2 separate regions of the Homo sapiens genome follow, and region 1 is linked to region 2. The links are chromatin loops, found by intact Hi-C in ENCODE. Cell type or tissue: ascending aorta. All regions are shown on one strand. Links, peaks and the distances in the headings refer to the core of each region. The heading gives the core; the rest is flanking DNA. Region 1 overlaps KALRN (kalirin RhoGEF kinase). Region 2 holds the start of LOC105374077 (a long non-coding RNA gene).

Region 1 (15,574 bases), core at 7,307-11,306, 79 kb before region 2:
ACTGATCGTTTTCACTAATGGTAGCCTAGCAGAGATCACAATTTAGCAGCCCACTATTGAAGACAATCCCCCAAAGTGGTTTTATTAGGCACAGTTGTTGTTGTCTGTAAAGTTTTTATGTCTTTGGAGAAGGCTTAAAAACCACTCTTCAAGCCACTCCCCGCTCATTTACAAACTTACACAACCAGTTTGTTGGCCTTTGGATTTGCCTTCTCTGTCTTAGTTGCTACTATTATCCCAGCTCTGTTTCACACTTTAGGAGACTCAATTACCTCCACTTCAGGGGCAGGGGGCAATTAGGGTACCAGTGCCTCAAGCCACAGGTCTCTCTGGACCCAGACAGCAGGGCTGAGCACCTGTCAATGACAACCCCAGGCCAAGCTTTGTCCTACATTACAGTTTGGCCTTAGGGAGACAAATGCCACTTTCTCCCATCTTGACTTCCAATCTCTTCTTCCTGAACTTCTTTCCAGGTTCCTGTCTGAGCAAATCCCAGAGTGTCTCTCTGGATTCTCCCCTGGCCACATGAGTGAACCACCTTGCATACCGCCCATTATCATCTGACCACAGGGTTAAATTCAAATGCTACCTTCTATTCTTTCCTGATCTTTCTTCTACATTATTGCCTGATCATCCTCTGTCAGAGCAATCTCCTCCTCGCTAAAACAGACAACACATTATCCATGCCTCTCTTAATGCATTTATTAGTTTCAATTTTATATTCAGTTTGCCCTCTCATGCCTCTATGCCTTTGTGCTTGCCCACGCCAACCCCATCTTTGCCTGGGTAATTTTTACTCACATTTTTACATTCACAAGCCTCACAAGCCTCTTCTTCCAAGAAGTCTTCTCTTACAGATACATTCCCTCCCCACCCTGCTCCATCTGCACTGGGATAAGGGGCTCTTCCTATGCATTGCCATGACCCTGTGCTTTCCCACGTGGCAACTGTCATGGCTATTGTGGGGTATCTACAGCCAGGCTCTGGTTGACCAATTTCTAGAGCCTTACAGAGATTCATACGGCTTCAAAAGGAGAACCTCATTATGAAGGTGCTTCACAAATAATACAGTGTCACATAAATGCACCATATTATCTATTAGTTCATTAATTTATTCATGCAACATACATTTATTGAGCATTTACTTTGTGGCTGGCCCAGTACCAGGCACCAGGTATATATAAATGTGGACAAGACAGAAACATGAAAGTTTCATTCTAGAAGGAGAGGTGGACACAAGACAATGCTAGATAAAGAGAATAAATGCAAGTTATGATAAGTCTTAAGAACTTCTTAGGACAGCCCACATGAGGAGCAAAGACTGAAACTATAAGAAATAATTTGTTAGGGGAACACTAAAAAAATACTAGAGGCCGGGCACGGTGGCTCATGCCTGTAATCCCAGCACTTGGTGAGGCTGAGGCGGGCAGATCACTTGAGGTCAGGAGTTCAAGACCAGCCTGGCCAACATGGTGAAACCTGTCTCTACTAAAAATACAAAATTAGCTGGGTGTGGTGGCAGGAGACTGTAATCCCAGCTACTCAAGAGGCTGAGGCAGGAGAATTGCTTGAACCCGGGAGGCGGAGGTTGCAGTGAGCTGAGATCGCACCATTGCACTCCAGCCTGGGTAACAAGAGCAAAACTCTGTCTCAAAAAAAAAATATATATATATACTTCAGACAGAGGGAACAGCCTGTGCAAAGGCCCTGAGGAGTCAAACAGCCTGGATGCTGGCTGCTCCTCCACTGCAGCCAGGGGAGGAAGCAGAAATCATGAACTTTGGTAAGGAAGCAGGAGACCAGCAGCTACATCTTGGCTAGCCCTCTAAATCGTGAGGACCTCAAATCTTCCAGCTGAATAGACATATACAATGAGAGCCAAACTACTGAAATTTGGGGCAACTTTTTTTGGTAAAAATGAGACATATTCACATATTAGTGGTAAAAGCTAACTTACCGAACACATGAGGCTCTGTATTAACATTTATATACATTATCTTATGAATTCCTCAGATGAAACTCATAAGTAGCTGCTATTTATTATCCTGCCCTACCGTTAAGAAAACTGAGGCTCAGAGAAGTTGCTTACAGTCACAAGGAAAGGGTAAAATCAGGATTTGAATCTTGTTTTGTTTGACTCCAGTATTTGTGCATAAAACTACAATTTTTTTTTTTTTTTTTTTTTTTTTTTTGCTTCATAGATGCATAGAACACTTGATCTTGAAGAAACATTCATGCTTCTTCTTGCTAGCTCCTCCTGTTAGAACTGAGGGTAGAAAGTTTCAGAGGTGGGAAGTGACTTGCTCTAGGTCACACAGTCTGCTGGATATCTTAGCCATTTGGGCCAGGCATCTAGTTGTCAACTGCCTTACTCCAGGTCTTTTATAAAACCATGAGAACTCTGGAAGTGACAGGAAGAAAAATCCTCCCTTGAAGAAGCAAACATCAAATAATCTGGCTTGGAGGCCCAGGGTATCCTGTGTGAGTACTAAAACCCCTAACTCAGGAATAAGGACCATCCTCCTCATGGTTTCCACTGTGCTCTGGCAGCAGAGAAATGGCCTGACCCTGTTTGCCCCCACTCATGTGATGCCACCTGAGATCTACCCCATTTCTATGAATGTCTGGCAGATTCCCACTTAAAACAGCTGCTGGAATAAAGATCACATTGATCCATTCTGATGGCAGGTGGGGAAGCAGAGACCCATAACAAGCACCACTCCAGCAGACCAGTCAGGGGGATGAAGATTTCTGCTTACCTCCTTAGTGTGTGCTGCTGGGGGCTGGTTCCTTTGGCCTGGGTGTGTGTTTCAGGGTATCAGCAGTGTGAAGATGTCAGAATCCTAGTGTGAGGACCAGGAATCCCTAGTGCTTGGGCTGTGATGGAGCACAATTAACCTTCAAATAAGACCTATTCACTAGGATGTCCAGGGAAGGTGACAAACTGAACACGGGTAGAGAGCTAGCCTGGTCACTGAGGAGTGGCTGACAGAGAAGAAGGACAAGGCAAGCTAAGAGTTCCTCATTTAATGAGGGTGGCACTGGCCCTGCCATAGCACAGCTTTGGTCCTACAGGGCTGACAGTGCAGGATGACTTGGAGGAATGATCGGGAGGAGTCTTATCCATGATGCCTGGGCAGCCTTTAGTACCTGCAGACCGTTCACCATAGGCAGACAGAAACCAGAAAAGGGAGGAAGAAAAAGTAGCCCCAAGTAAGTATCCACTTCACACTTTCTCCCAGAACTGTGCTGCACCCATGTCTACCCTAAATCATTACATAAACTGAGTTCTTCCAAATTTGAGGAGAAAGAAAGGTTCCTGGAGTTCTGTAGAGAAAACAATTCTCCTGACCCATTTGTGCCAGAATTCTCAAGCCATTCAGACATGTGGAGAGTCTCTGGCTGTGGGATCTAGACTTTGTTCAAACTTTTGCCCATTACTTGATCTATGTTAAGCTGCTTTCTGCTCCTCAGGGCTATTCTAACTGCCTCTGTACTTCTGCTGATTGCCCCAAGCCACACCCACTTTCTGAAACACCAGAGATCAGCAGGTGTTAAAGAAAAGTGTTAAAGACACATTATCACCTGCTTTAAGTTCTCTAATTGGTATAATCAGAAGTAGTAAAGAGAATATTGGATGAGACAGTGTCTTACAGAGAATGAGCCGCTCTCTAGGAATGGGTTTTGAATGAATGTTTGCTCCCACAGACAGTTCTCAAACTGGTCCTTTAAAATGGGGAGGCCTCCTGGATGGCTGGGTATCCAGAAGGCAGGAGAGAGGTGGTGGGGCTCCCTGTGCTGCTCATGCGCTCTCTCCGCTGGGTCATGGGTGACTGTTCTCCACCAGCTGTCTTTCTGTCAAGCTGTAATCCAGCTGCCAAAAGACCTCCTCAGAATCTACGTTAATTCATCCAGAGGTTTTTGTTGTTGTTTGTACTGGAAGTCACCCTCTGGCCTCTTACCCAGGTTATTATTCCAAAGAGTTAGTGTCTTTTCTACCCATTTAACAACACATCTTTTGCCTCTGCACATCTGATTTGTGATGCCAGGGCTAGTGGGGGCAGTGGGGTGGTGCAAAGGTAGTATCTTATCCTAAATCTAAGTTTCAAGTCCTCCTCTATAAAGTGGTTTGACTCAGTATCTGTGCATAAAACTGCCATGCTATCTTGCCTCATAGATGCGTAGAACACTTGATCTTGAGGAAACATTCATGCTTCTTCTTGCTAGCTCCTCCTGTTAGAACTGAGGGTAGCAAGTTTCAGAGGCGGGAAGTGACTTGCTTTAGGTCACACAGTCGGCTGGATATCTTAGCCGTTTGGACCAGGCATCTAACTGTCAACTGCCTTATTCCAGGTCTATAAAGTGAGGAGATTCTGACTAATTGGTCTGGGGTTGGACTCGATCATTTTTAAAAGTTCCCCCTGGTGATTCTAATGTGCAGCCATGGTTAAGTACCACTGAAGGCAAAGTTGTAGAGATTTGTTTGCCTATTTCTAGGTCTAGGAACTACTCCTTGTCAGTTCCTCACCCTCAAGTGTGCCAGAAGCAAACCCAACTCTTGCCCATCAGAGTCCCAGGGAAACCCTAACTGCAGACCAAATGAGGAAGGTTGATAGTTTCCACCTTTTTAAAGTCTGCTACCTAATTCTACACAAATAATACTATTAAAAAACAAAACAAAACAAAAACAAAAAGACCTCTCATTGCAAACACCTGGAACAGGGATGTGGTGGTTTCTCTTTTTCTCTTCCAGGCAGAGTGTGGTAAAGTATTCAATAGCACAGACTCAGGTCCCAGGGTCACACCCAACATTCCCAGGTATAGCCATAAAGTGACAGGTCCAGAGGCCTAAAATCACTCAGCGGGATCTCTGCATCCAAATCCCAACTTGTCTTCAATGCTGCCTTTAAACAAAATATTCTACAAATCAAGTCCTCTCAAAAAGAACAAAGACAGTGGCTCACGCCTGTAATCCCAGCACTTTGGAAGGCTGCAACAGGCGACTTGCTTGAGCTCAGGGGTTCGAGACCAGCCTGGGCAAGATGTTGGAACCACGTCTCTACAAAAAAATACCAAAAGTAGCTGGGCAAGGTGGCGCATGCCTGTAGTCCCAGCTACTAGGGAGGCTGAGGTGGGAGGATAGCTTGAGCCCAGAAGGTGGAGGTGGCAGTAAGCCAAATTGCACTACTGCACTCCAGTCTGGGCAACAGAGCCAGACCCTGTCTCAAAAAAAAAGAAAAAAAGAAAAAAAAAAAAAAAGCAAAGACTTGCCATGCCACGCCGCAAACAGTCAAAAGAGCATCCCACAGCTGAAGGGAGCTCCCAAAGAGAGCTCCGGGAATGGCGGGGGTGACAGCAGGATCAGGCAAATGCACGCAGTCTTCCAAAGGATGTACACCTTGGAGGGACCAGCATGAGGCAGCTGCATAAACCCTGATGGGTTTGTCAATCAGTAAGGTCATTTTACAGCCTTACAGGCTCTGAAACACAACTCCTGTTCACCAAAGGAAGAGACCCACTTTCTGAATCAGAGTGGCTTGGGAGCACAGCATTTGTTTGGAAGGAGCTACTCTTAGCCAAGAGAAGACATGAAAACTGTGAAAGCACAAGAACCATTGCTCCTAGAGTCTGGTCTAGCTGGCTAGGGAGAGAAGGTGGCAAAGGGGTGGGTTCAGATGGGAGTGGGATGGAAACTGACATCCATTTCAGGACAGCAGCTTCCTGCCCTATTTCCCACCCTCCCTCACAGAGCTGTTCATCCCTTCCTTCTGGGCCATTCAGAACATGCAGCAGAAATGAAATGGAAACCAAAGCACTACAGGGAAAGAAAGAACTGGAAACCAAAACCCACATAGCCCTCCCATTTTCCGCAGCCCTCCTCAGACAACCCCCAAGGTACTCTCTTCTGGCCTTCTCTACCCTCTCCTTCTTTCCCGCTCCCCACTCCCCTTAGTCAGGCTATATGAAAAACAATTCATCTTTTAACTTTAAAAAATATCATTATGATCATAGCACATATATCTGTGACAAAGACTGTGACCTGTCTAAGCACAGTGCCTCAGCCACCCCACTGTAAGACACAAGGAGCCTTTCTAAAACGTGGAGTAAGAGAAGAGAGCTGAGGGGACTCAAGAGAAATGGCAACAGTGCAGCCATGGGCTGCCTCCCACTCAGGTGCTGCACCCGACCTGTCCAGGAGACAGAGCAGCAACTCTCCCAGGCTTGGCCTACTACCATGCCATCACCACTCCTCATTCTCTTGTCACACCCCCACCTCTCCCTGCCCTCTCACAGGAACCCCCACACACTCTCCAGCTGGGCTCTGGTTTCCTGGCAGGCCAGGTGGAATCCTCATTAATAAACCACATGTTTCCTCCAGGAAACAGTCCTTGCTGTGGCTTGCACACACCTCCTCTCCTTCCCTCCTCCTCTTTCTCCTTAAGTAGCAGTCACATTCTTGAAAGCCCAGTGCTCTTTGCCTGCAGCACGCAGACACATGCACAACCATCCCCACCAACACACAATGCAACACGCCACACAAAGCCACCCCCCCCAGGCCATGCCCACTGGGTTTTACCAACCAGTGCAGGAGCTCTATTTCCTGCAGGGCAGGCGGCTGTTACCCTCTAGCTAGCCTGCCTTCCCTCTGACACACAGCCAGGGTTGCCCTGGCAGAGGGGACTGATGAGATCCCCATGGTTTACATGGAGGAAAAACCTTGTGATGGCTCAGACACTAGTGGGAACCTGGGAATTACAAGGGAGGTCAAAGAGCTGGAGTCGGGGAGCCCTGTGGGAGGTGAAGGCTTGCATGTTTGGATCTTGAAATGGAACAGGGAGGACCAAGGGCTCCAGGTCTTTGCTCCAAATCAGAATAAACTAGGCTGCCCCCATGCATAACTAGCTCAGAAGCTCAGGAAGCTCACATATAGGGTGGAAGAATCCCTCCACATATGACTTCATAGAGGCCCTTATCCTGTGCATGCTGCTCTAGGCACCCTGCTGTCCCACAGGCAGGGTCTATGTTAGGGGGCAGTGTATGTATGATTGCAGCAAGCTCAGGACTGGTACCCTAGCCAGCTGGAGGACCCTGAGCCCATGACTGGACCCCTTTAGACAGCATTCTACTCTTTTTAAAAGAAAGAGTTGGCCTGGCAGACCTCTACAGCTTCTTCCTGCCTTTAAGCTCCAGAATTCCAATTCATCTATTTCCTTTACAATCCAGGTCAGATTTTTACCACCAGTAAATTATGTCTGATTACGTCCATTTAACTGACATGCTTGTGTGGCTGCTGCCTTGGAAGCTTTCAGTTTTTGTCTTCTCCTGTGGATTCTGAAACCTTAACCAGACCACAAACCTCCTGAAGGCAAGAACTGGGTCCCTCCCCCATTCCCCACCCCATTAATCTGCAAATTCAGCCAAGAGATCATTTGACCATTCCCTCTGAGTTTGTGTGTATGTAAGAACTAAACAAGTGTCCTGTGTATCCACAGAATTAAATCTGAACCAATGTGCAATCTTCCCAATGCAGCACTCCTTCATAGTCAGAGCTGCAAGAGGGTGAGGAATGGTCTTGCTTTCCTCCAAGTTCAAAACAGGGAGTTTCTCTTCAGCCAATGAGGGTGAAGCCTGAATTTCCTGCAAAGGAAAACAGCTTATGGTCTGGAGATCCAGGACATTCTCTTCCTGTGTAGGGAACCAGGGTGGAGTGCATCACAGGACAAGGTTCAGACCTTGTCTCAGGCACCAGGCCAAAACCTGGCACATGCATTACTAGCGATGGAAACAGATAAAATTCCAGCTCCGGACAGAACAGTCTGGGAGATGCAAGGGAGAAAAATGTACTGATTTTAGAGTTTTTTAGTAGCTCTCAAAACCAAGGCTGGTCCTCACTTGACCTAGAACAAATGGGAAATGCAGAGAGGAAGGAGGCTCTGAGAGAAAAGGAAAGAGGGGCCAGGGCCATCAGGACACATGCTTGAATTACGTCAGTAAATTATCCGAAAAACATTCATCCTTGCTGAGTCACCATGGCTGACAAAGTGCTCCCATCTAAGTTCCAGGAGAAATGGGGCTGGCTGTCATACTTGCTTAATTTAGAAACAAGAATATAGCTCCTTGGTGAGACTGAGTCCACTGCTAGTTCCCTCGCAGGTACATCCATGCTCCGTCCCCTGGCAGAAGGCTCTGCCCCACTCTGCCACAGTGCCAGTCCACCCACCTCTGGCCTGGGTAACCCCCTGTGGTCACAGCCCCGGACAGAGGAAAGAGAACCTCCTGAAGGAAACCTCAGTCTGGCCTCAGGTACTTCATGTCTGAAATAGAGATCCCGGCATTGGCCCTAAGGAGTATGGGGGGGGTGAAGCCCTCTCCTTTTTCCTTGGGGAGCCTCCAGTCTAATTGAATTCAGCCAGTTTGCAAGGTGGTGCTCCACACCCTCAGGGGCAAGAAACAAAACCAACCATTCCAACCTGCAAGAGGTTCACCACCTATCAGAGAGAAAGTTGTGTGGTTTCTCTCAGGACACTCAGATCTCATAGAAGGGATGGGACTCACCCCCATTATATGAGTTTTCCAGATTCAAAAATCTTTAAATGCTGTTCAAATCACTTGTTTTGTTTAGGTAATGCTGGACTTTTGAGAACAAAATTCTGAATAAATCTTTTTTTCTAAAGCAATCTAAGAAAACATGAGATGGGGTGGAGAAGGCGAGGGGGAGACTTTTTTTTTTCAATACAAGTGACAGAGGCAAACTGGTACAGAAATCTTCTGCAACTGATGAGTGCCTACACCCAAGCTAAATTCTCTGCAACAGAAACCCTAGATAGTTTTGTTTTTCTTGTACTCATCTTCCATGTTGAGAGAAAGAAAATATTGTCTGGAAAGGAAGGTCTGAAAAGACAAATTATCTTCAATGTTTTATCTTCAATGTTTGTGGCTGATGAAAAAGGTCAGGGGGACAGTGGGAGCTCCAAGAGATAAGTTCGCTTGGGGCACTGCAACTTCAGATCTACCAAAGATGAAGGCAAAACCAACAGGAATGTTTTTTGTTAGTGTTTTAGTTTTTTTAAATTTGATTTTATTTTAAAAAGAATTATTATAGAAACACCACACTATTTATATCCCCAAAATAGCATTATTATAAAATTCCCAGTTTCAACATAGCAGGTGAAACATTTTCACAAACATTATTTTATCTATCATTTACTACAGTTCTTTGAGAAAGATTGTATCAAACTCACTTGTAGTTGAAGAAGAGTAATCCTTGCTTATTGGTTGCTTAAATTTCAGTGTTTCAATAAAATTTTAAACAGTAAAGCTTGGAAAATCCCAGATTTAATGAGGAGAGAACCAGAATAGAACCATTGGAGCCTCTGACAAAACCCATCTATGTCTTCTTGGGCAACTGAGCTCAGGTACTCTACCACTTGGTGGCAGCACACCTAAACTGCCAGAAGAGTGTACAATAAAGGCAGTCTCTACAAAACTGAAGTGTCGTAACATAGAGTGTCCGTATCAAATATATGCCTGAAAACATACTCAACCCCAAACATCAGTGAAGGGCACATAATCAGACTTAACCAATGATAAGTAAAGAGAGAAATAGAAAACACAGTGAAAATGATATGTAATGGGGGAAAGAGAAACAGCCCCAAATCTGGATCCCCATAACTGAAAAACACATCCTTTTCCCCAGATGCTAGGCTGTCTCTCCAGCATCTATATTCAGGGAACTCTCTTATTTTCAATATTCCAGCCAAATGAATCCCAGCTAAATTTAACTCATCCTGATTACCTACCACAAACTCCAGAAACACCTGAATGCATTGGATCTTATTTCACCTGACATTGAAGTTGACCTAATCAAGGTGACACCAGACACTTCAGCTTCCTAATCAGCCTGCTCTTGGTGAGCCATAGACAACAGTAGCCTAAAAGAGAAATTAAATGACCACATCTAGGCTTTCCAGGCTCATTCAACATTGCTGCCCAGAAAGGCCTTTCTCCATAAAAGGCAGATAAGGACACCAGTTCTGATAAACACAAAAGAGGTTAACCACTTTAAGCCATGCCAGAACTGACTACACAACCAGCCAAGGAGCTGAAACACATCCAGAGGCAAAACTAAAGAATCACCAAGGGCAAAAAAAAACAAGCAAGCCCTTTTTAGATTTCATATCAGATCCTAACTTTAATGTGCGCTCCCTGTTAAGGGGCCATATTAGTTTAGGAAAGTAAAAGGAATCCTTGCCTGGGAGGCCCTGCAGAGCAGGCCCTGTGACCAATCCCTTTAGTCTTTCCAAAGTCAGGATAAGGTTTAGGTACACAATATATGGCCCTAAGTTAGGGTCATTGATGATGGTGATAAGAATGTTTGCACAATGGTGCCTGGGCAATGGTGAGCAAATAAATTTAGGGAAATGCAAAGAATAGGAAATCTCATTGGAAAACAGTACGGAGGTTTCTCAAAAAGTAAAAATAAAACTACCATATGATCCAGCGATCCCATGTCTAGGTATATGGCCAAAAGAAAGGAAATCATAATGGAGTACTAGTCAGCCAATAAAAAGAATGAGATCTTGTCATTTGCATGACCATGGATGGAACTGAAGGACATTATGTTAAGTGAAATAAGCCAGGCACAGAAAGACAAACATTGCAAGTCATACTGGGAGTATAAATTGATAAATTTGGAAATAAATTTGGTGAGTTGTCCCACCAGCTTTAAAAAAAGGTTCATAAAATAAGTAATCTGATTAAAACATGGGCAAAAGATCCGAATAGACATTTCTCAAAAGAAGATATACAAAATGGCCAACAGGTACATGAAAAACATACTCAACATCACTAATCATCAGTGAAATGCAACTCAAAACCATATAAGATATCATCTCACCTCATTTAGAATGGCTACTAAAAAAAAACAAAAAACAACAACAATGACAAAAAAAAACAGAAAATAACAGATGCTGAGGTGGATGCAGAAAAAGGGAAACACTCATACACTGTTGGTGGGAATGTAAGTTAGTACAGCAACTACAGAAAACAGTACAGAGGTTTCTCAAAAAAATAAATATAAAATTACCGTATGATCCAGCAATCCCACTGCTGGGTATGTAGCCAAAAGAAAGGAAATCTGTGTATCAAAAAGATACCTGCACTCCCATGTTTACTGCAGCACTATTCACAATAGCCAAGACATGGAATCAACCTTACTGTCCATCAACAGATGAATGGATAAAGAAAATGTGATATAAATACACAACGGAGTACTCTTCAGCCATAAAAAGAATGAAATCTTATCATTTGCAGCAACATGGATGGAACTGAAGGACATTATGTTCAGTGAAATAAGCCAGGTACAGAAAGGCAAATATTGTGTGTTCTCACTCATATGTGGGAGCTAGAAAAAAACAACTCACACAGGTAGTAAATACAATGATGATTACCAGACGCTGGGAAGAGAAGGGAGAAGGAACAAAGAGGGTGATTAATAGGTACAAAATACAGTTACATAGAAGGAATAAGATCTAGTGTTTGATAGCACAGTAGAGTGACTCTAGTTAACAATAATTTATAATATATTTCAAAATAGCTATAAGAGAAGATTTGGAATGTTTCCAACAAAAAAAATGATAAATTTCTGAGATGATGGAAATCTCAATGCCTCTGATTTGACCACTGCACATTGTATACATCTATCAAAATATCATATGCACCCTATAAATATGTACATTATGTATCAATTTTTAAAAAGCAAAAAAAAATTATATATGTAACAACTAAAAAAAGCCCATGATTGCTACAGATTTATCTCGAAGAAACCACTTAAGATACAGACAAAGGTTTACATAAAAAGATTTTTACTGAGGGTTACTTACAACACTGAACTTCTGGAAACGACTTAGATGCCCAGTGATATGGTTAATTAAATATGATGCATCCCAAGACACACTATTACACATGAAAAGTTTTTAATGTTATGAAAATATTCCTATAGTATAATGCTAACTGGAATAAAGCAAGCAGCAAAACTGAAGAAACAATACAGTCCATTTCTGTTTTTAAAAAGCTCTAGGCCAGGCGCGGTCGCTCACGCCTGTAATCCTAGCACTTTGGGAGGCTGAGGTGTGTGGATCACTTGAGGTCAGGAGTTCCAGACCAGCCTGCCCAACATAGTGAAACCCCATCTCTACTAAAAATACAAAAATTAGCTGGACGTGTGGTGGGCACTTGTCATCCCAGCTACTTGTGAGGCTGAGGCAAGAGGATCGCTTGAACCAAGGAGGCGGAGGTTGCAGTGAGCCAAGATCACGCCATTGCACTCCAGCCTGGGTGACAAGAGTGAAACTCCGTCTCAAAAAAACAAACCTCTAAAAAAAGATAGGAAGGAAATATGTTAATATATTGTTATTATCTCTAGGTGGTGCAGTTACAAGAGCTTTAAAAAACTCTTAAAATATTTTTTCTGCACTTACTTTCTCCAGTAAAAGAAATATCTTTCTAATTTAAAAATATAGGCCAAAACTTTGTCACACTGTTAGGCACATATATTCATTCATTACGTATTAGAAGTGAAGTGTTACTGACCTATGGCTGTAACTGCTATCACTACTAGCTCTAATCCTAAACTTAAGCATAACCCTAACCCTAACTTTGAAAAAGCAGTGCTAGGGACAATAAAGGACAAGTGACAAAAGAAGGTCCCTACTTTCAAGCAAGGGAAGGGAAAGAAACTGCCAGTTGTTGTCAGCCCCTTCTGTGAGCTAAATAATGGGCTAGGCATTTTACATGTGTTATCTCACAGAATCCTCACTACCATTGTGTTTGGTAATATCTTTATGCCTATTTTATAGGTAAGAAAATTTTTAGCAAGCATGCGCATTTCACCTCCCAGAGGGGAGGATTCTGGGGTTCATTCTTCCTGGACTGGAATACCCTACATAATTTCCAGGTGTCAGCATTTTTCCCTGCAGCCCATTCTTTCTCTGCTATTGTTCCACTCCCACCAAGTCAATGCTGATGCCCAAAGCCCCTTCTGAGAGTATACATGGAATATGCATGTGAAGGAGACTCACTACCCTCACTTATTAGGAATTCTTTTGTCCAGTGCTGGGTGGGTCCTTGATTTATCGCTACAGGCACTTACTGGTTCCTGGAATAACCAGGGCTGCTTCTCATAGTTACTTCATGACCAAGTGGTTTCCGCCTCTGATTGCTCCAGTTATTGTTCTCCAGGGAATCACAAATGTGTCTCTCCGCATTTGAAGCATGATAGCCAGCTCTTCCCCACTCCCTACAACCTGTCCCTGTTCACAGCGTTTCCATGAGCCCCTGTAGTCCCTTAGCCCCACATGGACTGTGCAGGCCCCACAGACCTGCCAAGTCCTACAATGGTGGCATGGCCATGGAAATGAAGGAGCCTCAAAATGTGCATTAACTGAGCACTAATTCCAGAATTGTACTTCTGACACTACAGCAATGCCAATATAGAAACAGACAGGCAGGTGGGTGAAGGAAACATCTCGGACTCAAGGAAAATGAACAAGATGATCATCGCTAGAATACGATAGAGACTACCCCACCAATGTAGGCATTAAGCTCGGGGTCCCTGCTACTGATAGTCTTTCATTAATCTCTTTAAATAGTTTCTATGGTCTTAAGTGCTTTTGTTTTCTCCCTACATCTCTTGGTATAATTTGGTAACTAAATCATGGTTGACTATCACCCACAGATGAGCATAAATGAGAGTTAATGCATCTAAAACTGAACACAAACACCTGGGGGAGGAACTGTGAAGGACCCCAACACCACCACCACCCTCACCACCCCTGTTGTCCTGCATATCCACAGCCACCATGGTTGCCTTGGCCAGCAGAAGCCCAAAACTGAGGTAATTACCACCTGTATTTCTCACCTGCAGCAACCTTCACACTTAGGTTCCAAAGAGAAGCTTCAGGAAAGGAAGTCTGAAGCGTAGTGGTCCCTGCCCACCATTGTTAGATCTCTGTGTTGGTGCCCTTCCCTACCGCCCTCTTCCATTGTCCCTCTGTTCCAAATCCAGTCTTAGCCCATCCTTCAGAGTTCACCTTCTTACTCTCCCCAAATCAGTCCTCTCACTCTGCCACCACTGCCACTTCCTTCACTTTGGCCTCCTCATCTCTTCACTGGATAAAAGCTTAGGCTCTGGTGCTAGACCATCTGGCTCCAGATCATACTGACTGTGTGCCAGTAGGCAAGTACTTCATCTCTCTACGTCTCAGTTTCCTGATATGTAAAAGGGAAATAATGATAATTCCCCTCTCAAAGTGTTGTTGAGAATTAAGTTAATGCATGTAAAATACTTATAACAGTGCCTAGAATTGATTAATAAATGCTAGTTGTTACTTTTACTGTCTTTAAGCCACATTATTGGAACTGTTTCCCCATTGCCTAGCCTTCTCTTCCATTTCATCTTCCACTCAGTTGCCAGAGTGAATCTTCTAAAAGGCAATTTTAATTGTCATTCTCCTGCTGAAAAGCTCTTCAATGGCTTTTTTATTGCCTATTAGTAACTAACTTCTTGAACTAGACCCACAGAATTCTACATGCCTCTCTGCCCTATCCTCTGCCATTCTCCCAAAAGACTATGTGTTTCTACATCTTGAGTTTCTGGAACTTAACCTGACACCCCTTCATCTCCTTTGCCCACCCCCAGTGTTCCTTTGAGCCCTTCCCTCTGACTGGCCCATTCCTACCCCTTCGTGCTTTTAGCAAAATTATCTTGGGGCTTCTAAATGCTGCTCACGTCTCTTTTGAAGTCTCCCCACTCCCAGTCAACAGCGAGGCTGTATGTTCCACATGCTGGAAGGCCAGAGCACTGGGTTCAACCCTCTATTTCATCACTTAACTCAGGGTGCTACCCCACAATTATGCACATGCTAGACTTCCCCAGACCATAGAAGGAGACGCAACCAAATGTTTATGGAATCTACTGTGTACCTGGCACTATGTAAGGACTTGATATACTTTATCTTACTTAATACCAATAATTAATAAATTGAAAAGAATTTTACTTTTTGTTTGATATTGACACAAATTATGATATTTATTCTAAAGTATGGAGAAAAGTAATCATTATTAATTTTCCTTATTTCAGTTAGCTAAGAGAAACTTCTCAAGAGACACTTTAGCACTGCATTAATCTATTAATAATTTGGTTTGGAGTTCTCAGAGTCAAAACCTTAGCTTCTTTTTCACTCTAAATTATGTTTAAAGATTCATCCATGTTGTTGCACATCACAATAGTTCAGAAATGCTAGTCACAGAAAACTACACAATGTACAATACCATTCTTATAAAGCTCAAAAACAAGAAAAGTAAATCATATATTGTTTATGAAAATATGTGCTGAACTATACCTCCCAAAAAGCAAAAGAAGGATAAACATAAAACCCAGGACAGTGTTATTTTTGGGGGAAGTAGGAGAGTCAGAATGGGGAGGAGCCCTAGGTAGCATTGAGGATAGAGGTGATGTTCTGCTTGTCAAATTGGAGGGTAGGCTCTCAAGTGCTCGCTTTATTATTGTGCTTCA
Region 2 (15,574 bases), core at 6,980-10,979:
TCAATGACTCCTTATGACCCCTACCAAAGCTTCTGACTCATTTGGGACCCCCCAACTCCCTAATATTCCTCCAAATTAGCTGCCATTCTTGATGCTTTTACTAGACTATAGCCAGTCCAGGATTTTACAAGACACCAAAAATGTATCACCATGTGGGTAATCTGCATGGATATTACTGAGCCTGAAAAATGATCACTTCACCAACTACTACTGCAGGGCTTCCTCAGGGTGGGTTCCCTGGGAACTCCAGTCATCCTGGTCCATCTTCTCCAGGTGATCCTAATATAATCCAGGCTAAGTCACTGTTCTAGGAGGTAAAAAACAACTGAAAAGACTTGCTGTTTTAGGAAGATTGATTTGGGGAGCTAAAAAGGAGTAATGCCAGGTTACCCTGGATATTTATTGTGTTTAAAATGCAACAGAGGGCTTTGCCTGAGTCCACACTTGCCAAGCAATAGTCTTGCCCGGAGTGTTTGAGAAATGGCAGGCCTGTTCTTAGAGACAACACACGCAGAGTTCTCCATCCTGCACAGAGCTGAGTCCTCAGACTCCCAGGCCCTGTGAAAAGGAAGGGACAGAGAATAAAGAAACCCCATTACCATACTTGCCCCAGGCAGTGATGCCCACCAGGCATCCTGTCCACCTCTAAGAAGAGATAGACTGCCCTCTCTCTCTTAGTCTTCTTAGTGTGCCTCTTCTCAGGAAAGGTCAGGTGATCCTTGCTAAGTGCTTTGAGCCCTTGGGACCCAATGGGCCTCTCTGCCCTGGGAGTCTGACAGGAAATCAATCTGCTGTCTCCTTTGCATTGCGAATAGTGTGGATACCCATCAGGTAAGAGGTAATCTCCAAGTTCCCTCCCAACACCAACAGTCTGTAATTCCTTTTAGCCAAGACCTAAGGATGCCTATTTAACATGAAGCAAGGAGAGAACTAATCTACAGTTAGAAAATACATCTCCCAAATTTCCTTGAAAACAGGAGATAGCAGTGCTATGAACAAACCAGACAAGCAGAGCACCTAACTGAACCTTGCTTTGCATCAAAAGAAACTGAGATCAGACTGGAAAAATGACTTAAACACAAGGTGATACAGTTGATGGTTAAGCTTGAGTTGGAGCCGGGACTCCTAGCTTCTCCTGCTTGTCTCCCTCCACAGTTTGGGTCAGCCAACTTCGGCTTGACAGTGCATACCCTGACTTTTGGCACGAGCAGCTGCTTTATCCTCTTCACAGTATTTGGTTCCAATTGATATCCCAAAGTGTCAAAATCCCTGAGTACACACCAGTCAACGGTGAGGACTGAGACCATGGCCACAGTTGGGTGGCAGAGAGAAGCCAATCCAGGATTTTACAAGACACCAAAAACGTATCACCATGTGGGTAATCTGCGTGGATATTACTGAGCCTGAAAATGATCACTTCAACAACTACTACTGCGGGGCTTCCTCAGGGTGGGTTCCCTGGGAACTCCAGTCATCCCGTTCCATCTTCTCCAGGTGATCCTAACATAATCCAGGCCAAGTCACTGTTCTAGGAGGTAAAAAACAACTGAAAAGACTTGCTGTTTTAGGAAGATTGATCTGGGGAAGCTAAAAAAGAGTAATGCCAGACCAGAGAGGCTGGTCAGGGGGCTTTGCAGGCACCTACACAAAAGGTAAAAAGGCAGGGATGGGTGGAAAGGAAGAGATGCAGACAAGAGGTTATAAAGGGGGGCTACTGGGTCTAAAACCTAAGATGAAAGAGCCCCAGAAGAGAGAAAATCATGAAAAAACTCAAAATTTTAGGTCTTGAGAAAGAGGGGCAATGTATCTTGAAGGAGAGGCTGAGTTTAATTTTAGACATGTTAAAGAAGATATTCACATAGAGTCTCAGAGAGGACAGCTAGAGAATAGAGGCTGAAATCTAAAAGAGAGGACAGCTAGAGAATAGAGGCTGAAATCTAAAAGATTTGAGCAAGGCAACCACGTCTGTGCTGGGCCTGGAGAACAGGCCTGGACACTTGGCTGTACACACTTCCACATCCTGGAGAGCAGGCCTGGACCCTGGGCAGCGCACATCTCCACATCCTGGAGAACAGACCTGGACACTTGGCTGTACACATTTCCCCATCCTGGAGATCAGGCCTGGACACTCGGCAGCGCGCACCTCCACATCCTGGAGAGCAGGCCTGGACCCTCGGCAGCGCACATCTCCGCATCCTGGAGAACAGGCCTGGACACTTGGCTGTACACATTTCCCCATCCTGGAGATCAGGCCTGGACACTCGGCAGCACGCACCTCCGCATCCTGGAGAGCAGGCCTGGACCCTCGGCAGCGCGCATCTCCGCATCCTGGAGAGTAGGCCTGGACACTTCGCAGCGCACATCTCCGCATCCTGGAGAGCAGGCCTGGACCCTCGGCAGCGCGCATCTCCGCATCCTGGAGAGCAGGCCTGGGCCCTAGGCAGTGCACACAGCGCTAGGTGCCTGGTACCTCCAGGCATGCGTCTCCCATTCCTAATATTCCTTCCGCATCTTGAGTGCAGAGAACTTGGTCTGTTGATATTCCATGTGCCTCACCATACATAACACAGGGCACGTGGCAAGTACAGAACCAAAGCCTCTCCTGGATGCACACGTGGGCTGGGCTGTGCCTGCCAGCTGCAGGGCCCTACAAATCACCTCATCCTCCACATTAATTTTTTATGACAATAGAAGTCAAGCTGGCCCAGGGATATGGGACACTGGTCCTGCCAGCTGCCCCTTTGGAAGGACAACACAAAGTCCTCACATGGACTGACCAGGCATTAAAGAAAGCCCCACTAGGACTTAAATTCTGCTACTGTTTTCTCAATTCTGAAGATGGTGACTAGCTTACGGAAACCGAGCTATCCTCAAACATCTTCTCCTGCCAAGGATTATAAGAGCTGAAATCAAGAGAGAAAGAGCTCTGACAGACACAGCTTTCCTTCCTCTGGGAAAGCTCTCCTTCTCTGGATATGCTCCATTGACAAGGGGCCTGGACAGTCCTGCTCTGTAGGGGGAGAGGAGTTGGCAGAGGCTCAGCTCCAGGCCACATGCATGGGGGCCTGAGGGGAATCCTGCACTTATGCCCTCCTCCTGGGAGACAGATGCGATTAAGGACTTCTGGGCACCTTGCCAAATGGCCTAACATCCTGGGGATGGAGGAGTGGCCCAGGTGCTCGAAGAAGGGAGCTTGGCTTGGGAGTTTCTAGTAGAAAGGCCCAAACCTGAGGGCAGATTGGCAGCAACTGACAAGCTAGTGAGCCTTGTGTATAAAATGCTATACTTTTTTTCCTTTTTTTAAGACAGAGTCTTGCTCTGTCGCCCAGGCTGGAGTGCAGTGACATGATCTTGGCTCACTGCAACCTCTGCCTCCCGGGTTCAAGAGATTCTCCTGCCTCAGCCTCCCAAGTAGCTTGGACTACAGGCACACACCACCAGGGCCAGGCATTTTTTGTATTTTTAATAGAGATGGGATTTTGCCATGTTGACCAGGCTGGTCTTAAACTCCCAACCTCAAGTGATCCATCCACCTCAGCCTCCCAAAGTGCTGGGATTACAGGCATGAGCTACCATGCCTGGCCCAAATGCTATACTTTTAAAAGTACCCACCTCTCTGCTGCAGAAAGCCCATGGAAGTACCAGGAATTTTTTGATAATGATAAATAGTGGGGCATTTTGTATGTCATGGTAACAATAACAAGTTTTATATATTTTCTTCCAAAGCTCCTGGAGTGAATCTCATCCCAGTCTATCCTGATGGGGATTTCTGAGGCCTTGCCCTGATCTTTCTAGGTAGCCCTGACACATGGCCATTCAAAAGCACAGGGACGGTGGCTCATGCCTGTAATCCCAGCAGTTAGGGAGGCCGAGGTGGGCGGATCACGAGGTCAGGAGCTCGAGACCATCCCGGCCAACATGGTGAAACCCCATCTCTACTAAAAATACAAAAATTAACCAGGCGTGGTGGCACATGCCTGTAATCCCAGCTACTCGGGAGGCTGAGGCAGAAGAATCGCTTGAACCAGGGAGTCAGAGGTTGCAGTGAGCCAAGATCACGCCATTGCACCCCAGCCTGGTGACAGAGCGAGACTCTGTCTCAAAAATAATAATTAAAAAAAGCACAGGAAACCTTGGTCCCTTTCCTCTCACTCCCCCTTCTCCCAATTATCACTAGGCCAGCAGGCCAAGGCAAAAGACAAACAAAGTAGAGGAAACTTCAATACAATGATTTGTTGACTCTCTACATTCCCCTCTCCTCTATCTCCCAAGTAACTTCAGATTAACCTCAGCATCACTTCTGCAAGGCCTAAGAAAGAGTTAGTGTTTATTCCCAATTCTGTCTGTCCTTTGTTCACTACATCCAGTCTGGAACACCCAGGTCCATAATCTAGCCATAGGCCACTACATAGGCTCTGTTCTCCCAAGCTTTCTCTTTTTATTTTTTCTTTATCAAACTTATTTTAACCATTATAAAAGCAATACATGTTCATCAAATTTTGAAAAATCAGCATAGAAAAGAAAATGACCTAATGTCTCAATTCCACCCCATTCTCCATATATTAACCATATTTTTAATTTACTTCCTTCTAGTCTACTTGCTGTGAATTTTTCTTCCCACCATCCCCACCCCCCAATCACCAATCTGAACCAGACATTCTGGTTCCTTGGCTCTTTCACTAACTAGTTGTGTGACCTTAGGCCAGTTATTATTTAATCTCCTGAAGCCTAATTTCCTGGCTAGAATGATGATGCAGGCTGATTGCAGCAGCTCTGTTCATTCCTATTATATCTGTTTTCCAATGAACTCTTTCACTGAGATTAATAGTCAGATTGGTCAATGAGGAAATAGGACCCAATTTATAAAAATCTACATAAAGCACAACTTTTAAAAAATACAGCCATTGAGTCCCAGGAGATGGGTCATTAAAAGCCTGGAATGGTCTTACCCCATTACTTCCTGTGGACAGCAGAGCCACAACACACAGGGAGCACAGCATTGAGAGGGTTGAGAATAATCACAAAGCCACCCTTTACTGTGCACCTACACAGGCCCAGGAACTCTCTATGTTCCAGGGGCGCCCCTGGCAAATTTTCTTCTCCTATTCTCAACGAACTTGCAATACAAAATTCTGATTGCTAGGGTACAGATAAGAAAAGCTAGGCTTAGTAGGTTCAAAGCCTTGCCCAAGACTTCAGAGCTAGAAGGCTCAGGGCCTGGCCTTGTGTATCCAAATCTTACACCCATGTCCTAAACAGTGACTAGATTCTCTGTGCATCATTTCTGGCTATTCCATCCAGTACTTTGGCAGAATTTCTTGTTATCTGGAGCAGACTTTCTGGCTGGTTTTCTTAAACTCTCTCCCTCTTCCTCCTTGTACATTTATCCTACTGGGATAAGCCCTGCTCACAACAATCATGACAGAGTAAGACAGGAAGACCTTAGGAACTCACGGCCTATTTGGCCAGCAAGCCAAGGTAAGGCGAAGGGGAATGGGGTAGGGGTGAGATGGGCTGATTCAGGAGTCTGAATGAGAGGCCTTGAGCTCATGCTACTCTTGGAATTGATTTTAGTTATTATCACCCATTGTTGAATGAATGACTCCTCAACTCAATCATGCAAAATGAATACACTTATTTTATGGATAAGGAAAATAAGATTCAAAGAAGTCAAGTAACCTACCCAAAGCCATGTAGCCAGTCAGAACTAAGACTGAACTGGCTGAATCCAGGTCTGTCCACCTCCCAAACCCCTGCATTTCCATTCCTCCAAGATGCCTTTCTCACCAAATATCCAATAACCTATGGAAGTAGTTCAAGATCTGCGGAGAGAGAGCTTAAGATACCCATCAAAGCCTTTCCCAGGACCCCAGGAGGATGATTTTATTCAGGGACTCTGAAGGCAACTGCTTGCAGTTATTAAACCACCTGCTGAGAATCCAAATTCTAATTTGATCTCCACAGGCAGGAATTCCTCAGGGAACATGTAGTTCAAACTTAAGGGAGGATCAGAAAAACAGAAGTCCTTCTGTGGTAGGTTGTTTATAAGATAGCCAAATCAAGTCCTTCTATCCTTATGTGCCCACTCCTTTACAATGTGACTGCCTTTTTTCCCACCAAGAGGTAGGGTCTATTTTGCTACCCCCTCAGTCTGAACTAGCCCATGACTTGCTTTGACCAATCCAGTAGAGCAGAAGAGATGCTGTGTGACTTCTAGGCCTCAACTTCAAGAGGTGTTGCAGCTTCCGCTCTCGTTCTCTTTCAACACTTCTGCCATCACGTAAAGAAACTCAGTCTGGTCTTCTAGTGGATAAGATATCACAAAAAGATGAACAGAGAGAGTTATTCAGCTGACAACCAGCACCAATTGCCAGACTTGTCAGTAAAGCCATCTTAGACCATCCAGCCCCAGTCAAGCTGCCAAATGACTGCAGCTACATGAGTGACTCCAGGTAAGACCAGCAGAAAAACTGCCCAGCTGATGCCAACCCAAGTAGCTAAGCCAGTAAGCAAATAGTTGTTTCAATCCACTAAACCTTGGAGCCTAATTTCCCAAATCCTTACATAGCATTACTCCATCACTTCTGAGAACAGGGGTAGCATAAAGAATGTAGAAATGGGCCAGGTGAGGTTGCTCATGCCTGTAATCCCAACACTTTGTGAGGTCAAGGCAGGCAGATCACTTGAGGCCAGGAGTTCAAGACCAGCCTGGCTAACATAATGAAACCCTGTCTCTACTAAAAAAATACAAGAAATTAGCTGGGCATGGTGGCACACACTTATAATCCCAGCTACTTGGGAGGCTGAGGCATGAGAATCTTTTGAACGACACTCCAGCCTGGGTGACAAAGCGAGACCATGTCTCAAAAAAAAAAAAAAAAAAAAAAAAAAAAAAAAAAAAAAAGAATGTGGAAGTGGAAGGAGTTTATAAAGTATGTCTTAGGCAAGCAGCTCATGTTGTTTGTGCCCTGAGACTCTGCAGGCTTCAAAAAACCCCAAGTCTGGAGCCAGACAGCACTAAGAAGTCTTGATTGCATAAAGAAGAATCAAGCCCAAGGGCCCATAAATGTGAGAGAGGTTTAGAGCTTGCTTTTATTGATCTACAACTTCTCTGTGTGTACTCAAGAGGAAAACGTCTTCTCTCATATATCAACCTGTTGGTCACAGCCAACAACTCTCTGTTGCCTTTTAAAAGAATTCCAAACTCCTTAACCTGACATTTAGGGGCTCTAAATGATCTAAATTCAGGTCTGGGGTTCTAATCCCAATACTGCCACTTATTCACCAGCCATGTGACGCTGGATAAGACACTTCACATCTCTGAGCCTCAGTTTCTTAATAAGTAAAACTGGGATTTTGCATGCATAGATCATGCAGTTGTTATGAAAACTAAGATGACATAAAGTGACCAGTACTATACCTGGCACACAGTGGATGTTGTAAAGTTCCTTCCCAATGGTTCAACACCCTTCATCACACTCAGAGAAGAGAGATTCCTTCAGAGAAAAGTTTGTGAGATGCCAGGAAGGCGCTAAAGGTTCCTTGGGGTAAAGCCACATCTTGAAGCCTTGATGTGGTTGTAAGGAATCAGAGTGATGGACTGGGTCCCCGTCTTATTTGTTTTTCTTTTTTTACCACACGTCCCAAGTACATCTATAGCTAACTAAAGCTTTACCACGGTATTTTCTGAGGAAAGAACTCTGAAATGCTCTTGGTTGAGTTTCAACCAAGCCAGCCCTCTTCTCCACCTTAGATTCTCATATCCAACAATGGGCATCTGCCTCTTGTATTCAGAACACTGATCCTACACTCGGACTGATCTTACTTCCTTCTCTAGTTTCCTTCGTGGAAAAATACCCTGTTACCCTAATTTCCATAGTTCTACTCCAGCAAGTCACTACTCCCACGTTCAGGACAACTGAGAGTCCCAGAGAGAACTGTCCCCTCTCTCTTCCCCTGACTACTCCCCTATTGCCCACTGTTGATAATAACTCCTTCCCTGTGTCTCTCTCACAAACACATACAGTCACATTCTATAGTGAAACAGGAAATTGAACTAATAGAACTACATCTCCATCAGAGACCAATCAATGCCATTGATTGGCACAACATTTCACTGGACATGAGGCGCCAGGGAGACAGGGGATCCTCCTTCCCTCCCCCTAAACTACACACACTGCCCCTCTGTCAATCCCCGGGATTCCACTGCACCAGTAGTTGCAAATTACCCACAAGTATCAAGCCCTATGCAGCTAGAGCCCACAGCTGAAGAGAAGCCAAAGCTACCAAAACATCAACCACTGGCTCAGGATTAAAGAGAGATAGGCAGTTCCATTCCTGTGAGCCCTTACCCTGTAGGGAGATCCTCCCTGACCCAGTAAGCCAAATCCACCCCATCCCTACCCTATTATCAAACCACAGAGAGCCAACAAGCTTAGTAAAATGCAGTGGTTTCCATTCTTTAAGCATGGACTCTCCATAGTCACTCCACCATTCCCCTCCAAATCACAGCACTGACCCCTCAGAAAGGGAAAGGAAATCATTTATGTGCCTCAATGTGCAAAGCCTTCCACCACTATGTGTTCATCATTCATTCCTAGAACATCCCTGAAGGTAAGGCATTATTATTTCCAGTTTACATGAGTGAACAGAGGCTCACAGAGCCCCAGATAACACAGTCAATAAACAGGATTTAGATCAAGGTCCTGTGACTCAAATCCCATGTCTTTCCACTCAAGAGTCAACACTTAGAGTTGTGCTCTCTTAGTATATACTCTAAATATACTTGCCTGTGTTTGGGTGTTTGTCTAATCATGTGCCTTTGTCACTGGTTCCTATAGCTCCCAGAATAGTGCCATGTGCTTGGAGGTAGTGTTGACAATGAAGACACATGGAGATGCCTTCCAAATCACTCCCAGTGTCCTCTTCCTTGAGAGGCCGATTGAGATCTAATCCAAACCTGAGGCATGTGGCTGTAGTTACCACATTTGGTGCCTTTTCTACAATATTTAACATAATTTAACAGGAGTTAAAACTATGATGCAAAGACATGAGAGGAAGCAGACGGAAAGTTGACCAAGAGATAAGCAGAGAGGGTAGAGTCACCTCTTCTATGAGCTTCATTTGGGAAAGAAAGTGGTATCACTGAGCCTCTCCCCAGGGAGATTCCCCTAGTTTAACTTGGCTGAGCCACTGATCCAGGCCCTCCCAATGACTCTCACCAGCATTCTGGGGACTCCCTTAAAGCCAAGGTAAACATGACTCAAACCAGCAGAAGCCAATATTGCTTGCTCTATGAGAACTTTCTCATAGTTTATCTAACCCAGGTTGCCAGAGCTTGGACAAAGTAGACAATCAGTTGCCAATGGCAACCAAACCCCATCACTTCCAACTTCATTTTGATTGGCTTAGAGGGATGGAAGTCAAGGAGGGTCCAGGAGCAAGTGGCCTTTATATCTAATGCATTCACTTAACAATCATCTTGCTTTATACGCATAACTCTTCAACTTTTTAAACGGCTTTTCAGTATCATTTCATCTTCTCTTATTCTCACTGTAATTCTTGAGGTGAATGATGATCTCCTCAGGCAGACAGGAACTCCCTGCAGTTGTTTTGTACCTCTCCACCAACCTCAGTACTTTTGGAAACCAAAAACCTTTTCAGCAAAGAAAGAGCAGGAATATGATCTTCCCAACACAAAGTCACAGAATCACTCAGCCTTAGAGATGGGTGGGTCCTTAGCAGCTCCCTAACTATACAACTCTCATCTGAGGGCAGGGGTGCACTCCAAACCAGTGCTGTGCAGTAGAACTTCCTGTGATGATGGAAATGCACATATCTGCTCTGTCCAATTGAGAACTGTACTGGAAAGAGAAGATGTGTGCATTTTGATCACTTGAAATGTAGCTAATATGACTGAGAAATTGAATTTTTAATTTTATTTTAACTAATTTTAATGTTAACAGCTACATGTGACTATTGGCTACTCTATGGGAGAACACACTCTATGGCATCCCAACCAGACTTTGCTGCAATGGTAATTTACTACCTCAATTTGATAGTGTCCACAAAGAGAGTCATGCAATTTTATACAGAGAATACCTGTTATCTGTGCTGAAAGAATTACGTGATAAAAACACCTTTTGCCTACAGTTTGAATGTTGATCACTTCAATAACAAAATGCTTACAAACTCTTACAGACTGAGCAGATTAGAAACAGAGAAGCCACTAAAAACCATCTAGCTCAACCCCTTTATTTCACAGATGGGAAAACAGGTTTGCTGTATCTTTCTCCTCGGGTCATACCTTACAGATCCTGTGTTCTCTAGGGAGTCCAGTGCTCTTCCATACAAGTAAACATTGCTCCCAGTGTTTCTGACAACTTTCTGAATTATTCTCTACCTCTAGGTATCCCAGGGTAAGAGCGAAGCTAGGGAGAAGGAATTAGAACTGTCACCACCATGACTAGCAACCAGAGTCTCCTGCTTAACAGGAGCCAATTTCATAGGAGCCACAGGTCAGCAGTAAAGTGCAGGGATCTAAGGGAGCCCTGGGCCCAGTCGCTCAGGCAGAGCCCTGCAAGGACACAGGGTTTACTCTTGGTCCACCCCCACTCCATCTTTACCTGTCCAGTCACCTATTTGGAAAGTCCCCAAATTTATTATTATAATATCATTATTATTATTATTTTGAGATGGAGTCTTGCTCTGTTGCCCAGGCTGGAGTGCAGTGGTGTGATCGTGGCTCACTGCAACCTCTGCCTCCCAGATTCAAATGATTCTCCTGTCTCAGTCTCACAAGTAGCTGGGATTACAGGCACATACCACCAGGACTGGCTAATTTTGTATTTTTTCTTTTAAGTAGAGACGGGGTTTTACCATGTTGGCTAGGCTGGTCTCAAACTCCTGGCCTCCAGTGACCCACCTGCCTCAGCCTCCCAAAGTGCTGGGATTACAGGTATGAGCCACCACGCCGGGCCCTCCAAATTTAGATGTTCAAAAAAACATCTGTTTCCTCTCACATTGGCTCAGAGCAGCGGTGTCAGTTTAAATTTGGGGCTTCTAGGCAAAACTGATTTCCAGAGGAATCCCTTTCCCTTTGTTATATGCTGAACGGACTCCTGGAGAGAGGGAGTCCCCATAGGTGTGGGTCCTGGAAATAAAGATTTTTAAGTTAGGGAGAGACATAATATAATTTTCTTATAAAAAGAAAAAACATATTTACTTTCTCTGCTTTTTAAAGCTGGAAATTAAGAAAATGTGAAAAAAATAATTTTTATGAGTATTATTTGAGCTATCTGGTGGTCCTGCTTCTGAAGGAGAAACATCTATGAAACATCACTCATGAAGCACTTAATGAACACCATCTTTCCAGTCACTACACTAGGCACTGCACTATCTCATAGGGGAGACAACCTTCATCTGTTCAATATTTGTTAAGCCCCCACTAAACAAAGTCGCTATCTTCATAAAACTTACATTCCAGTAATGGGAGGCTTACAAAAATCATGTGTACAAAACAACAATATTACTTGAGATAATACAAGTCCCACAAAGAACATAGAAGTAGTGGGATGGGGTGTGACGCTGGGATGGTAGAGTGGGGGACAGGCTACTCTAGCTAGGGTGGTTAAGAAAGGCCACTTTGAGGAGATGGCATTTGAGGGAGGGCCTGAATGCTGGGGAGCAGGCAGATGGGAGGATGAGCGGGGGAAGAAGACACCCCAGGCAGAGGAGCCACTTGTGCAAAGGCCCTGAGATGAGGACAAGCATGGTATGTTTGAGGGTCAGGAGGCTTGTAAGGCTGAAGTGAAGTGAACAAGCAGGAAGTGGTAGGAAGAGAGGTTTGAGAAAGAGGCCATGGTTCAGGGAGAGCACATGAGAAAGAGATCATGTGAGGCCTTACAGGCCGAGGTAGGTACAGTGCGAAAGCACTTGGAAGGGGTGGGCATTAAGCCCAAGAGACATGATCCAATGTATGAATATAAATATATACAATGGTGGATAAAATATTTACAATACAGGAAGAATGAGTGCAAGGCAGGCCATTACAAAGTACAGGAGCTATGCTAATAAAGAAATCTATACTGTAGGGAGGGGCTCGAGAAAGTCTAAGCCTCTTAGGGCATGGCATTCCAGGCTACAACAGAAGACGCAAAGAAGGAGCAGTGTGAAATGACATGTGTGAAACATGACGACATGTTGGAGGGGACCACATGTGGTTGCTATGGAGGTGGATAGGTACAAGCCATGCATGGGAACCATGCATACATCAGCCTTGGTAATTGAACGTAATTTGTTCTCAATCTTGTCTCTTAAAAATATTGGTACCCAGGCCCCACAACAGACAAATTAGATAAAAACATCTGAGGGTGGGAGGGCAGACACTGGCATATTGAAAAGCTTTCTAAGAGATGCTAATGCACAGCCAGGGCTAATAAGTGGTACTGTAGGCAATAATTTGAAGGGCCCTAAAAAATTTTAGACAAGCAGCAACATTTATTTCTCATAACAAATTTGTTTTTCTAAAGATTATATTTTATAATTCAGTAAAGTATAATATGTTCAAGCAGTGATGACAAATTAATTACTTGTGTTTTCATTTAAAACTCTGAACAATGTTACAAAAGGAATAACAAGTTTCCATTCCTCCTGACCTCTGGCTCCTCAGTTTACGAGAAACCTAGAAACTCTGAACAGAAGAAACCTTCAGCAATGAGAGCTGATAGATTTTATAGCCAGAAGGATACTGCAGAGAGCCCCCCTCATTTTACAAATATAAGGAGAGGCCCAGAGGGGTACTATGATCGGGACAAAGATGCCTGGGGTTAGCACCGAAGGTAGAGCTGGACTCCAAAGGTAGAGCTCTCTCCACAAAACCATGCTGCTTCTTGCATGTGACTTAAATAACAAAAGCCGTCCTAATGTCTAGACTTGGACATTTTCTACAATATTAATTAGATAGTGAAAGATCACTTAATTTTAGAAGAAATAAAATATAAATATAAAACAGGAAAGGGATAGGAAAAAAGAAGTCCAAACTAATCAAATACAGTTTTTAGCAAATATAACTTTATTTTTCAGGTTATCCCCTTAGTTAATAACCTCTATAGTTACTGCTCCTTCTGATGTTTTATTTTGATATTTCCATAGATTTCTGTAAACTGAGAGTTTATTCAATGTATGACAAGTTTTCTATAGGTGCATAATTCTTGTTCAAGGCATATATTTCAAAATGTAGACCCACATCTTTCTCCAGTTTCCAGAAAATAGAGAGTTTGAAGCAACAGACACAGAAGAGTGGGTTTGCTCCCATGCTGCAGAAGGCATTTGCAGGACAGAATTCCCAGCTCTATTCTAGAATCAAACATCTGAGGATTTTTTGAGTCTATATTTGGAAATGCCATTCCAACCCTGAAGGCTTGAAATGTGCTGCTTAAAGGTGTGCCAGGAAAATATGGCAGCAGCACCATCTGCATTTATACTGCCACCTTTTAGCCCTGGATCCAAGATTTATACAGCAACAATGGTCAACTATTCGGCTCTTCTCCATTTCTTCATGAAGTCTTTACTTTCCCCTGGCAGTGCACAGAGATTTTATATGCCGCCTAAATTAATCTGAAACAGAGGTAAAGGATGTCTCAGCCAAGGTCACTGTCCAATCTGGATGCAGTGATAGCTATAAAAACTGACTGTGTACAGTTAAGTGTGTGAGTTCTGCAGTAAATCCAAAACACAATGCTTCTTGCTACTCTGAATGACCACAGAAAAGGTTAGATTCAAGCTGGACTGTGAGCTATGAAAGCTACAACAGCCCTCAGCAGGGGACAGATGTTGCAACTGAGTCAACAGTGACTTGGCCAAGGCTTGGTCATGCAGAGGTGAAAGCAAATATCCAGGCATTAAACATCAGTCAGGTGGCCCAGGAGCAAGATGACATACAGGGAAGTTTGGAAGGAGAAGGAGAGAACTTGGAAGTTGGCTCAGAGCAAGCCTGTAGTGAGAACTATGAGCAAGGTCTATGGTAAAGAGCCACTCAGCTCAGTGTCCTGTTGTAATATTTATACATTTATTCTTCTACCTTTATAGCCTTTCTTCTTTCTTCTTTATGCAGATCCATGTTAGAACCTATTATGTGTTCAACCTATTATGTGTCCAGCAAAACATGTATTTTCATGTCACTGACAGATTTAGGCTAAAGAAATGCATGCCATAATGCAGCATTAGATGGGGACATTTTTTCTTCAAACTGCTTTCACATTACTTGCAACGTGATTTGTCAAAATAAATACCTTAGGACCTCGTCTCTGTAAGACTTCACATACTCTACATGTGGTGGTTCCCTTATATCTTCAAAACTTCTGGAAACACAAAAGCTGGCACAAGTGTCATTATCATGGAATCCATGGCTCCTTCCCTCTGTGCAACTGACCAGCCATCTGTTGGAAAGTCGTGCGCAGTTGCCTGCCTTTCATGGATGCTTCCATTGCCTGTTCAACATACTCACTCTCCAGGCTTGCCAAGAGTGTCTTCTGGACCCTGGGGCTGATGCTCACATGAAACCTTCTAGCCAATGTGCACTTTCAGGCACTCATACTAGGATACCAAGAGAATAGAGTGCTCTTTTAAAAAAAAAATCCTTCTCATATTTCAAACATCATCTTATCTATGAAGTAAGTGTTGTGAATATGGCTAAAGGGATTTCAGGTGTCTTGCCTTTGTTCCCTGTGTGGTCCTGGTGAGGATGCTGCAGTTTCAGAGACAGCAGTAGTAAACATTGGGAATTCAGAGTGCTAGAAGGAGGTACTGGTGTCATCTCCATCATGGGCCTCCTCTCACTCATGAAGAAGTACTTAATGTCAACAGACACTTCACTTCCTACACATGAAGATGCATTCAGTCATCCTTGTCTCCTTTAGATATGCATATATCGTTAGATGGCATTTAGAAGTCATGTTTACTCTTCTCACTTGGAATAACCTACAGTGAGGAAGGGGCTGCACTGTGCAAGGAGGAGCTTCCATTTTGCTAAGGAGGAAAAGGATAAGACTGTAGTTAGTGCTTCTCTAGGTTCTAGACAATCTTCTGCATTGTATATAAATCGGATAATGGCCCCTGTACAGGGCAAAGCACTATTCCAGCTCTGAGGGCCTCACCTCAGGACTAAGACCAGGTGTTTTGACTTTGCCTCAGAGCAGGGATTTGTGATTTAAATACATTATGGAAACATGCCACTGGAGCCAAAACAAACTATAATATTCCGAGTTCAGATAAATTTTAAACTCTTACCTTTCAGCGAGGAGACATTGCTTTTTTTCTTTGTGAATCTCAAGTTGAGGGGCCAAAAGAAGTTGAGTTCCAAGTTCCTTCCAACTCCCACACCTTCACACTGGCTCTCACTCCTGCCTCTCCTGACCACATTAAGGCAGTGAGCTCTTTCTTTTATAATATCCACAGGCTCCAGCAAGCATCTATTCCACCTAGACTTTCAATGCCTCATTAGGAAGACTGGGACCTGTCTTCTAACCTGTGGAGCAAAATTCAACAAGAAGCAGCCCACAATGAAGGCACTGAA

What was found. Hi-C counts contacts between places; a loop is a spot of excess contacts. Peaks named below come from ENCODE experiments on the same cell type or tissue, not always from the same donor. Only the 100,000 strongest peaks of a DNase experiment are listed, where the experiment ranks them.
Region 1: it touches region 2 in a loop (1.9-fold over the local background); 2 of 110 quality-filtered maps call a loop at or near these places.

What each region holds. Positions count from the first base shown.
Region 1 is chr3:124,241,041-124,256,614 of GRCh38, reverse strand. All of the region lies in intron 3 of KALRN (kalirin RhoGEF kinase), which reads right to left. Among named protein-coding and RNA genes, the nearest start is that of MIR5002, 120 kb to the right of the region's middle. RefSeq lists an enhancer at 7,579-8,778. In ascending aorta, for the core only: a CTCF peak has its summit at 9,424 (motif pointing right); DNase peaks (open chromatin) are centred at 7,944 and 8,064; H3K27ac peaks cover 4,000 bases.
Region 2 is chr3:124,162,162-124,177,735 of GRCh38, reverse strand. All of the region lies in intron 1 of KALRN (kalirin RhoGEF kinase), which reads right to left. LOC105374077 (a long non-coding RNA gene) reads right to left here and starts at 10,728. Exons shown (of 2, transcript XR_924424.4): 1 at 9,222-10,728; 2 at 6,024-6,303. In ascending aorta, for the core only: no CTCF peak of the experiment used is centred there; a DNase peak (open chromatin) is centred at 9,245; H3K27ac peaks cover 2,748 bases.